Linked DNA regions of Homo sapiens: region 2 is linked to region 1. The links are chromatin loops, found by intact Hi-C in ENCODE. Cell type or tissue: HepG2. All regions are shown on one strand. Links, peaks and the distances in the headings refer to the core of each region. The heading gives the core; the rest is flanking DNA.

Evidence for each region. A loop is a pair of places that touch in the nucleus more often than their neighbours do. Peaks named below come from ENCODE experiments on the same cell type or tissue, not always from the same donor. Only the 100,000 strongest peaks of a DNase experiment are listed, where the experiment ranks them.
Region 2: a loop joins it to region 1, with 8 times the contacts of the local background. A loop is called at or near these places in 15 of 110 quality-filtered maps.

The regions. Positions count from the first base shown.
Region 1 is chr4:69,175,598-69,183,941 of GRCh38, reverse strand. LOC105377267 (a long non-coding RNA gene) reads right to left here and starts at 1,842. Exons shown (of 6, transcript NR_136191.1): 1 at 1,570-1,842. It also overlaps the pseudogene LOC642474. RefSeq lists a silencer at 4,484-4,684. In HepG2, for the core only: no CTCF peak of the experiment used is centred there; DNase peaks (open chromatin) are centred at 2,241 and 3,941.
Region 2 is chr4:68,267,044-68,275,387 of GRCh38, reverse strand. No RefSeq gene overlaps it. Among named protein-coding and RNA genes, the nearest start is that of TMPRSS11B, 26 kb to the right of the region's middle. RefSeq lists enhancers at 2,218-2,792, 2,793-3,368. In HepG2, for the core only: a CTCF peak has its summit at 3,429; a DNase peak (open chromatin) is centred at 3,427.

The DNA of each region.
Region 1 (8,344 bases), core at 114-8,113:
GTTCAACCATTGTGGAAGTCGGTGTGGTGATTCCTCAGGGATCTAGAACTAGAGATACCATTTGACCCAGCAATCCCATTACTGGGTATATACCCAAAGGATTATACATCCTGCTGCTATAAAGACACATGCACACGTATGTTTATTGCAGCACTATTCACAACAGCAAAGACTTGGAACCAAACCAAATGTCCAACAATGATAGACTGGATTAAGAAAATGAGGCACATATACACTATGGAATACTACGCAGCCATAAAAAATGATGAGTTCACGTCCTTTGTAGGGACATGGATAAAGCTGGAAACCATCATTCTCAGCAAACTATTGCAAGGACAAAAAACCAAACACCGCATGTTCTCACTCACAGGTGGAAATTGAACAGTGAAAACACATGGAAACAGGAAGGGGAACATCACACAGCGGTGTCTGTTGTGGGGTGGGGGAGAGGGGTGAGATAGCATTAGGAGATATACCTAATGTTAAATGAAAAGTTAATGGGTGCAGCACACCAACATGGTACATGTATACATATGTAACTAACCTGCACGTTTTGCACATGTACCCTAAAACTTAAAGTATAATAAAAAAACTTTAATTTGTAAATTGCAATTTCTGTGATGCACAATAAAGCAAAGGATAATAAAATGAAATATGCCTATGCATAACAACTTATGGAAATAAAATGTTAAGCTAGGCAGAGCTTACTGAATACAAAATTAATTAGAGGAAATCAATACATGTAATTTCAAAACATGTCTAAGGCTAAGGACATTTGAAGTGGGATCCTCTGAATATTAGTTCTGTGAAACAATCTATGTATTAGAATTCAGTGGAATACTTTAAACAATAATTTAGTGTCTATTATGACTGTTCCTTTGTTCATGTTTCTACATATTTCTCAAACATTTTTGGATTAAAATCATGTCTTGCATTTACCAGCTCTGATCACAACGGTGTATGAAAACTGCAAAGTAAAACAATTTTTATCAGTAAAGCAAAGAAATAAAAATAAGTCAAATAGATATATATCAGTAAAGTAAAAATTGTATCTCATGCGCCACAAGACCATAAGTCATTTAACTTTTTGTAATATTTTTTCAAGTTTTTGTGAAGTAATCAACTAAGAAATTAGAGAATTCTAGAAAATGTTTCAATTTAACCACCTCTGTGAAAATAATTCAAAGAGGACTTTCTGAAGATTTTTTTTTGAAATTTTTGATGAGAGAGAAAAGAATGATTAGCATCTTGTTTCAATAGAAATGGTATAACAGTCAAAATAACAATCAATGATTCTCAAAAATATGCGATGTAGATTTGGGCTATTTGGAGGAAATACAAAATATAATCTCCTTGTTAATGATGATCATTTGTAAGTTTATTACTGGTATTAAGGAAGTAGGTTACCTTACACTTAGAACAAATCTACTTTCTTTATGAAGAACAGCTATAACATTTTCTATAATAAAAACTCATTAACCTGCATATATGTGTCATAGACGATGTATGGCAACTTTAAAAAAAATTTATTTTGATAATTAAATTAAAAATAAAATAAGAATCTCTTACCTGATGCCTTACTCTAACACTCTTCCCAAAAATGATGGTCATAATCCTGAATCCAGAAGTGGAAGAAAACTGAAAGCATTGGATTTTTAATCTTTCCTGAAAGGTCATTCTGTCTGTTAGTCCTGTCATAGGCACAGGTACATAGGAAAGTGGAGCTGGAAGTTTCCCACAGCTTCGCTCCATCTTGCCTCTTAGAGAAGTTCTAGGTGTGAGCACAAAAGGGACTGGAAGCAACTCAGCCATCAGGTCTCCACGGGGAATCACAGGGTCTATAAGCGTTACATCGTAGTTGGTTTCCTGTAGCTTCTTCATAAGTGTTTGATTGTAGATAACGCTCTGACACATTATTTTTAAAGTTCCTCTTATTTCAACAAAAAAACATTTAATTTTATAACTGATTGCCAGGTTGTTAAGCCTGGCAAGACATTCAGAGCTAGGTCAACAAATATTTCATTTTTTTCTGTTTTATCCTGTGGCATATGGACCACCTCAAATTTCAGTGCAGAGGGCTTCCTGTAGTCAATTAACAAAGACTTTGAGTGAGTCAATACTGTTACCTCATGGCCCCTCACTATGATCTCCTCTAGAATGACCTTGACATTAAGCCAATGGCTCATGTCACAGGGCCACACCAGGACCTTCTCACAGAATTCACAACTAGCACAGAAGAGTTGCAGGAGCCGAAATACCAAAGCTGACTTCTCGGGCCTCATGATGACATTTCCCTCACACACTGATCTGCACTAGCTTTGTAGTTACTAAGCATGAAATTGAAATGACAATATAAGCACAGAAGTTAAAAATTAATATTTTAAGTGTAAATAAAGTTCATTGGTTGGTTGCCAGCTTCACATTTATTGAAGATATCAAAAAGAAATGCAATGTTGCAATGTATCAGGGAAAATTTGTTCCAACCTTCTAGAGCTTAGAAATAAAACACATAAAGATACTTTTATTATCTGGATTGATGATAAAGAAATTTTTTAAAATTCTTTAGATTTAATAATTCATGTGCAGAAACATATGCACACAACCACATTTACATTCATTCCACACTAAATCCAAGGTGTCAGATGGTTTAGAAGAACTCATGTTTCACATCCTTTGCTCACAAGGACAATACAAAGAATTACTGGGAATACACTTGGAGACTTTGGGTAACTATTTTCATTAATTCTATATACTAAGTGCAAAGTGTTCAGTATTTCAGAGGAGAAAAATGCACAATTGCTTTAATATCTGATAATTAATAAAAGCTTTAGTAAGACATTTGACTTAGGAGGTGAGATGAAAGCTTCATTAGGATTTATTGTTGCCAAAGGAAGCATTTCACAATCAATACAAGCATGACGAAAGTATAGGATATTTAAAAGTCATTCCAGTGAGTAGTGATCACAGAGAAAGTTCAGGGCAGGACGTTACAGAACAAAGTTAGTTTGAAATAGGAGAAATTAGTTTTAAATAAACAATTATTAGTCTGAATGATAATTTATAGGCAAATAATTACTTACTCAAGTTTTAAAGGACAGTCACAAGATCGAGCTTTTCCTTAGCAAGAAATTCTTGCATCTCAACATAGAGTGATATGTAAAGATAAGAGTTTAGAAACAGGGAAAATGATAAAAATTGTATATTAGTTACTGAGACATGTCAACCTTATGGAATAAAACATAAATTGTTAATAGTAAATGTGAGAAATTAATTTGAAATTTGTATTTACTGATAATATCTGAGACGGGAAAAAATGTATAGGAGAAAAGACATGGTTTTGGTTTCTGTGTTAATAAGCAGAAGGCTAATAATGACATTAGGTAAAATATTATCATTATGTTCTAATTATTCAACAACTCTATGTAGATGTAAACCAAAAATAAAATTTTAAGCATCCTCAACCACCTAAATGGACCCTTACTCTCAGCAAAGAGCATTTCAAACTTAATCTGAAAAACTGGTTCAGACAATGATGGGAAGTGGGGTGGTGGGATAGGACATGCCTCATTATACCCTCCTCGCTTTTTGAACTCAGGAAAATCTTACAAGCACTAACATCAACACAGACCTTAAAGACAATAGAACAGACTCATTACGTTTGATAAGAAACATTTACAATCTATATTCTCTCAAGCCTGTTGCCTGACCGCTTTATCTGCATGATAAAACCTTGGTATTCACAGCCCCTTATCTTAACCTAGACATTCTTGTCTATTAATTCTATATCTTTAGACAACAATATAACTCAACCAATTGCCAATAGAAAATCCTTGAATTAGCCTATGACCTGGAAGCCCCTGCTCCCAGTTGTCCTGCCTATTCAGACCATGTCAATGTATAACTTACCTGTATTGATTGATGACTAATGTCTCTCTAAATTGCATAAAACTAAGCTGTAGCCTGAGCGCCATGGGGAAATATTCTTAGGATCTCCTGAGTGTTATGTCACAGGCCATCATTGACTCATATTTGGCTCAGAATAAAACTCTTTAAATATTTTAAAATGTTTGACTCTTTTCATCAATAACAACTTGACATTTGAATATGTGGGGCCTCAGAGAAAACTCAGGACACCATAAAACATGCCTGAACTTGAAGCTAAGGTAGCAACAGAGGTCCACTGAAAGCCTCTCCAATTTTGAGCTTCTTCTTCGGTGGGACTGGTAAGTCTTCTTGAGCCCTGGACCTCCCTTTGGTTGATAGTCCTTGTTTTTTTCTGAATTTTTTTTTTCTCCTGGGAAGTTGTCTTTTAGAATCCTAATTATAGTTCAGGAGTACATTCTAAAGGGTCCTCTCCATTGCCTTTTCTCCCAAAGATAAGCTCAAATGGCTTGTCTGCACATTTGCATGAGGAGCCGAACTATTATTTTTGTAGATCAGTGAGAGATGAGAGACTGAGCTCCTCAGCACTGAGGAGAAAGGACATTTTGCTTCTCCAAGCGAAAGGGGCCTATTTGGAATGTCTGGGGTGTTAAACCTTCACGATGTATAGTGGCCAAACAGAGAACTCCCCCAACACAATGAGTTTAAAAAGCTCATCTAGCAAATGTATGTAAGAGCTGATCACTCAGTGTTTTGAGACCTCATGGAGGTGATAGACGTCTGGAGAGAGAACTAATGAGAACAGAAAATAAGGAACCAGTTAGGCAAATAGTTAGGACAAGGTTCTTGGTAGAAGCCCTCCCCCAAAAATAACAGTCTGGAGGAAATCAAGCTGCAAGCGCAGGTAAGGAAGAAAAGTCCAAAGCCTTTGTCTTCTGTGCAACCAGTGAGCTCTGTCTATTCACGATGGTCTTCAGTGAGCACATTCCTTTTCTTTTCTGACATACTCAGATAAAGGAACTTGCACAGGGTGCTTTCCTAAGACAGACCTGTAGCTGTATAGATAAGGAAAGTTACACAGAACCACACACGTCCGCAGTGACACAGAGTCAGTAAGCAAAATAAAACAACATGCAGTAACTCAGGCTAAGGACCTGCATGCACACTAGAGGGAAGAGGTGGAGCTAACAAGAATTTGTATGTATGCAAATAAGACATCCATTCCTAACCGGTTTTTCATGCCTTATGCACACGAAACACTCTGCCTCATTAGCTTTTATTTTTGTATAGAAAAGTCTGCATTCAACTGTGAATGCTTCCTCTTCATAGTAGACAGCTTTTCTCTTTCGCTTATTAAACTTCTCTTCCAACATTACCGTTGGTGTTCATGATCCTTAATTTTTTGGGTCTTGAGACAAAGAACTCCTGGTGATACTTCAAACAACAAGACTGCTCCAGTGACCCTAGGCTGCTTCACTGTAAAAACTAAAGTAGAAGTTCCTCTTCAAAGACTTTCCTCCCCATCTAATTAAGAATAAATAGTAAGTTCTCTTAGAAGCAAAATTTATTCAAAGACCAGTGCTGACATTTTTAAATATCTGCTAGCCATAATAAAGAAATCTATGTACTTTATGTTCTTAGCTCCTACAATGGAGCCTAAATATTTACTCTGGCATGCTTATACTGGTCAAAGCAAGCATTAGGATATAGTCTGTTCCTCTTCCTTATTTGAAGGTATTTTTTTTGGGGGGGTGAGGGATAGGTCATTTACTTTTTTCTTTTATATTTTTATATTTTTATTTTGTTTTTTAATTTTTTTATTATACTTTAAGTTCTAGGGTACATGTGCACAACGTGCAGGTTTGTTACATATGTATATATGTACCATGTTGGTGTGCTGCACCTGTTAGCTGCACCCATTAACTCCACATTTACATTAGGTATATCTCTTAATGCTACCACTCCCCCCTCCCCCCACTCCACTAACTACAGGCTCCAGTGTGTGATGGTCCCTGTGTCCAAGTGTTCTCCTTGTTCAATTCCCACCTATGTGTGAGAACATGAATTGTTCGGTTTTCTGTTCTTGCGATAGTTTGCTCAGAATGGTGTTTTCCAGCTTCATCCATGTCCCTGCAAATGACATGAACTCATTTTTTTATGGCTGCATAGTATTACATGGTGTATATGTGCCACATTTTCTTAACCCACTCTATCATTGATGAACATTTGAGTTGGTTCCAAGTCTTTGCTATTGTGAATAGTGCCACAATAAACATAAGTTTGCATGTGTCTTTAAAGCAGCATGATTTATAATCCTTTGGGTATATACCCAGTAATGGGATGGCTGGGTAAAATGGTATTTCTAGTTGTAGATCCCTGAGGAATTGCCACACTGTCTTCCACAATGGTTGAACTAGTTTACAGTCCCACCAATAGTGTGAAAGCATTCCTATTTCTCCACATCCTCTCCAGCACCTGTTGTTTCCTGACTTTAATGATTGCCTTTCTAACTGTTGTGAGATGGTATCTCATTGTGGTTTTTGATTTGCATTTCTCTGATGGCCAGTGATGATGAACATTTTTTCATGTGTCTGTTGGCTGCATAAATGTCTTCTTTTGAGAAGTGTCTGTTCAAGTGTCCTCTGCCCACTTTTTGATGGGGTGGTTTGATTTCTTCTTGTAAATTTGTTTAAGTTCTTTGGAGATTCTGGATACTAGCCCTTTGGCAGATGGGTAGATTGTGAAAATTTTCTCCCATTCTGTCAGTTGCCTGTTCACTCTGATGGTAGTTTCTTTTGCTGCACAGAAGCTGTTTAGTTTAATTAGATCCCATTTGTCAATGTTGGCTTTTGTTGCCATTGCTTTTGGTGTTTTAGTCATGAAGTCCTTGCCCATGCCTATGTCCTTATTGGTATTGCCTAGGTTTTCTTCTAGGGTTTTGATGGTTTTAGTTCTAACATTTAAGTCTTTAATCCACCTTGAGTTAATTTTTGTATGAGATGTAAGGAAGGGATCCTGTTTCAGCTTTCTACATATGGCTAGCCAGTTTTCCCAGCACCATTTATTAAATAGGGAATCCTTTCCCCATTTCTTGTTTTTGTCAGGCTTGCCAAAGATCAGATGGTTGTAGATATGTGGTATTACTTCTGGGGTTTTGTTCTGTTCTACTGGTCTTTATCTCTGTTTTGGTACCAGTACCATGTTGTTTTGGTTACTACAGTAGCCTTGTAGTATAGTTTGAAGTCAGGCAGTGTGATGCCTCCAGCTTTGTTCTTTTGGCTTAGGATTGTCTTGGCAATGCCGGCTCTTTTTTGCTTCCATGTGAACTTTAAAGTAGTTTTTTCCAATTCTGTGAAGAAAGTCATTGGTAGCTTGATGGGGATGGCATTGAATCTGTAAATTACTTTGGACAGTATGGCCATTTTCACAATATTGATTCTTCATATTCATGAGCACGGACTGTTCTTCCATTTGTGTCCTCTTTTATTTCATTGAGCAGTGGTTTGTAGTTCTCCTTGAAGAGGTCCTTCACATCCCTTGTAAGTTGGATTCCTAGGTATTTTATTCTCTTTGAAGCAATTGTGAATGGGAGTTCACTCATGATTTGACTCTCTGTTTGTCTGTTCTTTGTGTATATGAATGCTTGTGATTTTTGCCATTGATTTTGTATCTTGAGACTTTGCTGAAGTTGTTTATCAGCTTAAGGAGATTCTGAGCTGAAATGATGTGGTTTTCTAACTTTGCAATCATGTCATCTGCAAAAGGGACAATTTGACTTCCTGTTTTCTTAATAGAATACCCTTTATTTATTCCTCCTGCCTGATTGCCCTGGCCAGAACTTCCAACACAATGTTGAATAGGAGTGGTGAGAGAGGGCATCCCTGTCTTGTGCCAGTTTTCAAAGGGAATGCTTCCAGTTTTTTCCCATTCAGTACGATATTGGCTTTGGGTTTGTCATAAATAGCTATTATTTTGAGATACATCTCATCAATACCTAGTTTGTTGAGAGTTATTTGAAGATATTTTTAACCTTTCTCAACATTCAACAAATTACATCCTTCTTCCTTTGTTCTCCTTTGACTAAAGTTCTAAGTTGTTAGCCAATCAGGACAAATACAGAATGTGAGGTCCTATTCCTGCCAATAGAAATTGGACACAGCAGTAAGATGGACGCATCAAGTTATAAATGACCCTGTCTCCTTTGTTCAGTGTAATCTTGTGGCAAAACTGCTGGTGCGTTTACTCTTTCTGCAGAAAGTTAAAAAAAAAATGGCCGTGCTGAAGCAATTAAATTTATTTTCAAGTGCTATTTCTTTATGGCACTGAAGAACAAGCATTTCAAAGATTCACTAATACATGTAAGAAGGCAGAAACAACTCAACATTAAAACATGTGGGGTCTCACTTATAATCATCACACACTGATGCACCACACAAAAAACCCTAGGCCACAGCTTGGTTCC
Region 2 (8,344 bases), core at 154-8,153, 910 kb after region 1:
CGCTTGAACCCAGGAGGTGGAGGTTGCAGTGAGCCGAGATCGCGCCACTGCACTCCAGCCTGGGCAACAAAGTGAGACTCCATCTCAAAAAAAAAAAAATTGGTGGGCATGGTAGCACACGCCTGCAGTCCCAGCTACTCAGGAGGCTGAGACAGAAGAATTGCTTGAGTCCAGAAGGTGGAGGCTGCAGTAAGCTATGCAATGATTATGCCACTACACATCATCCTGGGCAACAAAACAAGACCCTGTCTCAAAAAAAAAAAAAAAAAAGAGAGAGAGAAAGAAAAGAGAGAAATTGTTTCCAAACTGTGATATTTGTAAAATTTATCAGAATTTGATAATTCTGTCAAAAATACAATGTCTTGAGCACCATTCCCAGACTCAAATACATTGGTCTGGGGGGCAGGAATTGGATTCTGCTTTTTAAATAATCATTTGCTGGTGGATTACTCTGTTAAACATGACCTGAAAAGTACATTTGACAGAAATCAATTGTTTCCAAAGAAGTTCTTGGGAGGTTTAGTATTTATGAATTTTCCTTCAAAAAAGGAGGGGTGGTGGCTGTCAGGCCTCTGAGCCCAAGCCCGCACGTATACATCCAGATGGCCTGAAGTAACTGAAGAATCACAAAAGTAGTGAAAATGGCCGGTTCCTGCCTTAGCTGATGACATTACCTTGTGAAATTCCTTCTCCTGGCTCAGAAGCTCCCCCACTGAGCACCTTGTGACCCCCGCCTCTGCCCACCAGAGAACAACCCCCTTTGACTGTAATTTTCCACTACCTACCCAAATCCTGTAAAACGGCCCCAGCCCTATCTCCCTTCACTGACTCCTTTTTCGGACTCAGCCCACCTGCACCCAGGTGAAATAAACAGCCTTGTTGCTCGCACAAAGCCTGTTTAGTGGTGTCTTCACACGGATGCGCGTGACAGTGGCAGTGAGACAAATGATTACATACTTGTGAGACATTATTTAGTGCCCAGTAAATGAACAGTTTACATAAGATAGGTGAACATTTGAGGAAAAAAGAGAATAGAGGGAGCAGATGTCTCAGGGGAAGGTGAAGGAATTATTAATCTCATCTTACCTTTGTTCTATACATGGAAGACAATTTAGCAGTCTTTTGAAGAGGCTGATTTCTGTTTAGTTAATTTATTACCTAGTATAATGCCTGTGTGACATAGCTGAACTTCTACCTCACTGTAACTTTCCTTATTTTTAGAAACAGGAAGGCATGCAGACAGAAGTTCCTCCTCAGGAGAATTGGTCAAAAACCAGTTAGAATCAAGATGGCTGACTGAGTGGCCGTAAATATATCTCAGACTTCATTATAATCCAATTTTCATGCTAAGTGACACTTCCAGCCGGGTCATGATAGTTAACAGTCGCCATGACAATGACCAGAAGAAACCATAAAAGAACAAGAACAAGGTTGGACTCTGGTTCTGATATCACTGCCCATTTCCAGAAAGGATATGAATATTCCTCCCCTCCCTTTTAATGTCCAAGCCTTTCCTTAAAGAGACTCTACATTTTAACTCCTCACCTCTCACTAGGTGAGAAGTTGATCTGTGAGCCATGTTCCTGTTTCTCCTTTCTTTGCTCCACTCGATGCTCATGTTTGGTTTTGTGTATTGGCTCTGCAATACCAAACAAGGAAAGATCCCACTTTTGGGACTACCAAGTTTATTGGGACTACTTAGGGAAGAAAACCTAATGACAGTTAGCAAGGGAAGGGTTATGATGAGGCATGACTGATCTCCCGTCCCATTATGGTTGTGAATGCAGGTTTTCTCTGTGGTTCCCTTTGTCAAGAGGAAATCCATTCAGTCAGTTGTGGGGGCTTAGAATTTTATTTTTATTTCTCAAGTCACAACCCTTTACTGACACAAAATTCTTTGAAATTTTTTCATAGAGAAAACTTACTAGTATGAAGGTGACTGTCATATATCTGGCATTCACCTACAATGGTAGTTGTGAAAAAGAACTATTACAGCCTAGCACAGCTCTGAGCAAATGTATTGAGATTCTTGTAAATCAGAATTTTGCTATATTCATATCTATATCATTCAAAAGTATACATAGCTTTGAAATGAGATTACCACCACGGCTGACAATGTAAGCTCAGTTTTGTTCTCTGTTGATAAATCTCTGATACACTGAAAAATTCTAGTTTAATATGGCTGTGTTAGAATAAGAAATATGTTTGGCAATCTGGTTCCAGGCACAAAACTCCTAAAACCCTTGGAATTTTCTGAGTGATAGAAGTTTCTTTTGTTATTCATAATGAGCTCCTTAGATTCCTGAGGCTGAGTAATTTCAGTGACCTTAGTACCCAGTTAGTACAGCACCAAAGTGTTTGTATCTTCCCTTTTCGCCTCCACTCATTTGTAAAGTACTATGCAAATACATATCAATAGTCAACCTTAACTTTCTTTGGTGAACAAATTCCGTATGGGCATATGGAGATGCCACTCCTGCAAAAACAAGTTTCTAGAATTCCCAGGAGAACTAAGAAAATAAAATACTACATTTTGGTTTGTTTGTTTTACTTTTTGGGGGAGTTTTGCAAAAATCAATTACAGAGTCAACTCAATTAGGTCAGTAAAATTCTTGTTAGGTGACATGTGGATCCAAAAGCATAGCAGCATAAATATATCAAGCAAATACCACCTACATTGTTTCTACCTCTATTTTGTGGAAGCTGAATCCTGGTAGTTCCAAAGAGTAGAATGACTGACAGCTAGCTGTTCCTTACAGTTCTGTCATTTTAGGCAGACACAGCCATCAATGAGCCATGACCTAGGAGGGACTATTTCTCAAAGAGCAGTAACATTCCTCTGTAGATGGCTGCTAGTCAAAACAGCAGCCCACATTTTCTTCCCTGTCTGCCCACAAGAGTTTTTTCAGTGGTTGCTAGTATTGCTTCCTTTTGCCTTCCCATCTCTATTTCTATGCACGCCTCTGACCGAAAAGACATTTATGTTCAATGACTTGAAAACCTTTTCAAAAAGTAATTTTGGTAGGCAAATGCCATAAATAAATTTTTTTTCTTTCTTCTTTTTTTTTTTGAGACGGAGTCTCGCTCTGTCGCCAGGCTGGAGTGCAGTGTCGCGATCTCGGCTCACTGAAACCTCCGCCTCCCGGGTTCAGATTCTACCGCCTCATCCTTAGTAGCTAGGACTACAGCTAATTTGTGTGTTTTTAGCAGAGACGGGGTTTCACCATGTTGGCCAGGATGACATTAAAAAGGTTTTCTTTAGTATGGATCTTTCTCACTTGTTTTAGAGTAACTGGAATTACTAGGGATAAAATCCAAAGAAAATTCTCAGCTCTTCACTTAAACACTGTGGTCATCTCCCTCTAAGTTCTTTGATTTTTTAATTTATTTTTTTCTGTCCTTACACACCATCTAGTGGACATGTGGGGTAATGACTAAAATGTAAGTGGTAAGAGCAAAAAGTCCTGAATCGTCAGTGAGCCAGTTTTTGAGTAATGAAATAATCCAAATAACTAAGCTTTTAAAACTGACTATTAGTTACTTAGTTTGGGTTAAAAAATGTTCCCTTTCTTTCCCAAATTTCATAATGAGAGCAATGCTGACATTTTAATCAACAATGAGAAATTTGTAACGAATGTAACACATCCTCTAATATTTTCTCAAGGTGCATCCTTTACTAAAGATGATAGTATATTGATTAATTGGTTTAAAAATAATGAGTTTAAATAAAATATTTTATCAGAAAAATAAAAACTGTAGACTTTTAGTTCACATGACTTTACTTATGGATTTGGACTTTTCAGTTAATGATGGAATATGTTAAGACATTGGGGGGACTGCTGGGAAGGCATGATTGGTTTTGAAATGTGAAAAGGACATGAGATTTGGGAGGGCACGGGGGCAGAATGATATAGTTAGGCTCTGTGTCCCTACCCAAATCTCGTCTCTAATTGTAATCCCATGATGTGGGAAGATCTGGTGGGAGGTGATTGGATCATGGGGGCAGTTTCCCCTATGCTGTTCTCATGATTGTGAGAGCGTTCTCACAAGATCTCATGGTTTAAAAGTGGGTTTCCCCTGCGTGCTCTGTCTCTCCTGACACCATGTAAGACATGTTTTGCTTCCCTTCCACCAGGATTGTAGTTTCCTCAGGCCACACCAGCCAGAAAGAACTGTGAGTCAATTAAACCTCTTTTCTTTATCTTGGGTAGTTCTTTATATCAGTGTGAAAATGGATGAATACAGAGAATTGGTACCAAGAGTGGGGTAATGCTATAAAGATATTTGAAAATGTGGAAGCAACTTTGGAACTGGGTAATGGGGAGAGATTGGAACAGTTTGGAGGGGCCAGAAGAAGACAGGAAGATGTGAGAAAGTCTGGAACTTCCTTGAGACTTGTTGAATGGTTTTAACCAAAATGTTGATAGTGATATGGATAATAAAGCCAAGGCTGAGGTGGTCTCAGATGGAGATGGCAAACTTATTGGGAACTGGAGCACAGGTCACACATGCTTTTTTTTTAGCAAAGAGACAGGTGGCATTTTGCCCCTGCCCTGGAGATCTGTGGAACTTTGAACTTGAGAGAGATGATTTAGGGTATCTGGCAGAAGAAACTTCCAAACAGCAAAGCATTCAAGATGTGGCCTGGTTGATTCTGAAAGTGTTCAGTCATGCGAGTTCACAAAGAGATGGTTTGAAATTGGAACTTCTTATGTTTAAAAGGGAAGCAGAGCATAAAGGTTTGAAAAATTTGCAGCCTGACCAAGAGGCAGCTAAGAAAAACCCATTTTCTGGGAAGGAATTCAAGCTGGCTGAAGACATTTGCATAAGTAACAAGGAGTTGAATGTTAAGAGCCAAGACAATGAGGAAAATATCTCCAGGGCATGTGAAAGATCTTCACAGCAGCCCCTTCCATCATAGGCCTGGAGGCCTAGGAAGGAAAAATGGTTTCATGTGAACTGGGCTCAGGGTCCCCCTGCTCTGTGCAGCCTTGGGACATGGCACCCTGCATGTCAGCTGCTCCAGCCATGTACAGCTTGGGCCATTGCTTCAGAGTGTGCAGGTCCCAAGCCTTGGTGGCTTCCATGTGATGTTGGGCCTTTGAGTGCACAGAAGACAAGAGTTGAGGTTTGGGAACCTCCACCTAGATTTCAGAAGATGCATGAAAACACCTGGATGTCCATGCATAAGTCCGTTGCAGTGGTGGAGGCCTCATAGAGAACCTCTACTAATACAATGCAGAGGGGAAACATGGGATTGGAACCCTCACACAGGGTCCCCACTGGGGCACTGTCTAGTGGAGGTGTGAGAAGAAGGCCACTGTCCTCTAGACCCCAGAATGGTAGATCCACTGACAGCTTGCATTGTGCATCTGGAAAAACCACAGGCACTCAACACCAGCCTGTGAAAGCAGGCACAGGAGCTGTACCCTGCAGAGCCACTCAAGGCCATGGGAGCTCACCCCTTGCACCAGTGTGCCCTGAATATGAAATATGGAGTCAAAGGAGATTTTGGAGCTTTAAGATTTAATTAGTGCAGAGTTGGGTTTCAGACTAGCGTGGGGCCTGTGGCCTCTTTGTTTTGACCAATTTATCCCATTTGGAATGGGAACATTTACCCAATGCCTGTATCCCCATTGTGTCTTACAAGTAACTAACTTGCTTTTGATTTTATAGGATTATAGGTGAAAGGGGCTTGCCTTGTCTCAGATGAGACTTTGGACTTGGACTTTCGAGTTAATGCTAGAATGAACTAAGACATGGGAGACTTTTGGGAAGGCATGATTGGTTTTGAAATGTGAGGACATGAGATTTGGTCAGGGGAACAGGGGCAGAATGATATGGTTTGGCTCTGTGTCCCCATCCAAATCTCATCTTAACTTGTAATCCCCACATGTCGAGGGAGGAACCTGGTGGGAGGTGATTGGATAATGGGGGCAGTTTCCCCATGCTGTTCTTGTGATAGTGATGGAGTTTTCATGAGATCTGATGGTTTAAAAGTGGCAGTTTCCCCTGCGTGCTCTCTCTCTCGTGACACCATGTAAGACGTGCCTTGCTTCCCCTTCTCCTTCCACCAAGATTGTATATTTCCTGAGGCCTCCCCAGTCATGTGGAACTATGAGTTAATTAAGCCCCTTTTCTTTATAAATTACTCAGTCTTGCATAGTTCTTTATAGTAGTGTGAAATGGACTAATACATACATTTATCTTTTAAAATAGTGCAACAGACCTTTCTGGAATCCTTTAGTCAATTACTCTTCCATATAACACAGAAACAAAGCAATGGTTAAGAGAAGTAGAAGTGAGAGATATCACATCTGAGTAAAATAAAATAAGGAAACAAAAGAAGAATTGAGAAGTCAAAGAAAATAAAAACTAATCTATATTTTTTATAGAAAGAATAAATTAACCTAGTAATTTTATAATGAATTACCTATATAATATGTTGTTCATGCTATATATTCATCTCAATTTGTACTATGTGTAATACACTATATGTACTATATGTACTATGTGTAATACACTATATGTACTATGTGTAATACACTATATGTACTATGTGTAATACACTACATGTACTATGTGTAATACACTATATGTACTATGTGTACACTATATGTACTATGTGTACTATATGTACTATGTTTAGTGGTACACTAAATAGGAATACAGAGCAGAATAGCATAAAGCAAAGCAGAAAGCATAAATATATCTTAAATATATTATTTATCGATCAGGAAAGATAAAATAATTAGTCGTTAACAACTCAGCGTATTGCAAACATAGCACCTGCTGAAGAAATCTAACAACAAAACTCTCCCAACCCAGAAGAAACCTCACAAGTAGTTATGGTTAATATAAACGTTAATCAGAGTACTTTGCATTATTAATGTAAGTACTGATTTGCAGTCATGAATATGTAATATAAATAGATAAATCTGCTCTTGGAGTCGACAAGCTAACCACTTTTTTTGCCAGCCTGTAGATGACAGTCATCATCAGACACCAATTTTGGAAAAACTGACTGACTTTTGACTGGGAGGAGTTCTGTACAGGGCCGATGGCCATGGCAGGCCAACATATGAGGGAGAAGCCAACACCACTGTGGAGCCTCTCTAATCATCAGGCAGTGGCTGGTGAATGTAGCTTCTTGTTTTCTTGAGTAAATTTATAAACTTGGCTCAAGTTCAGAGACATTGAGTATTAACCTAAACAGTATTCAACCCACCAGTTCTGTCTGTTGTACTAAAGGTAAAAGGCTAAATGTTAGAGTTAAATGAAATTCACAAATGACCTCATAATGGAAGAGCAGATAAAACATTTTGACTTGTTTTTATAAAAAAGATGTGGGTTTTTCTTGCCTGCTTCCCAGATAAAGTTGATTTATCAAGACAAGGGAATTGCAATAGAGAAAGAGTTTAATACACGTAGAGCCAGCTAAATGGGAGAGCAGAATTTTCTTATTACTCAAATCAGCCTCCCCTCAAATTCAGATGCTAGGGTTTTTTACAGATACTTTGGCAGGCAGGAACTAGGAAATGGGGAATGTTGATTAGTTGGGTCCTCTTGTGCTGAGTCAGTTCCTGGGTGGAGGCCACAAGATCAGATGAGCCAGTTTACCAGTCTGGGTTGTACCAGCTGATCTATCAGAACATAGGGTCTAAAAAAATATCTTGAACACCAATGTTCGGTTTTGCAGTAGTTATGTTATTCATAGGAACAACTGGGGAGGTTGTAGCCTCTAGCTGCATGACTTCTGAGTCATAATTTCTAATCTTGTGTCTCATTTGTTAGCTTTATGAAGGCAGTCTGGTCCCCCCAGCAAGAAGGCAATTTGTTTAGGGAAGCGCTGTTATCACCTTTGCTCCAAAGTTAAATTATAAACTAAATTCCTCCCAGAGTTAGTTTGGCCTATGCCCAAGAATGAACAAAGGCAGCTTGGAGGTTATAGGCAAGATGGAGTCAGTTAGATTAGATCTCTTTCACTGTCATAATTTTCTCACCATTATAGTCTTTTCAAAGGCTGTTGGCTCTCTTTGAATACACAATACATAATACTTATTATGTGTCTGGAAATTTAGATATATCTTTTTAACTTCGTCTTCACAATTTTCTATTTTTTAAAAACGAAAAATGAGACTCTGAGAGTTTAAGTAATTTGCCCAAGGTCATATAGAATGTAAACAACCCAACTCAAATTTGCAGCCAGATTTTCAGAGTGTATCTTCTTCCACTTTACCATATTTTCTTCTTCTCTAGGAATTTAGAATAATTAAAAGAGTAGAGCAGGCAATGGCAAGGACTCTGGAGCAGATCTTCTGGGTCTGAATTTCACCTGTCACAT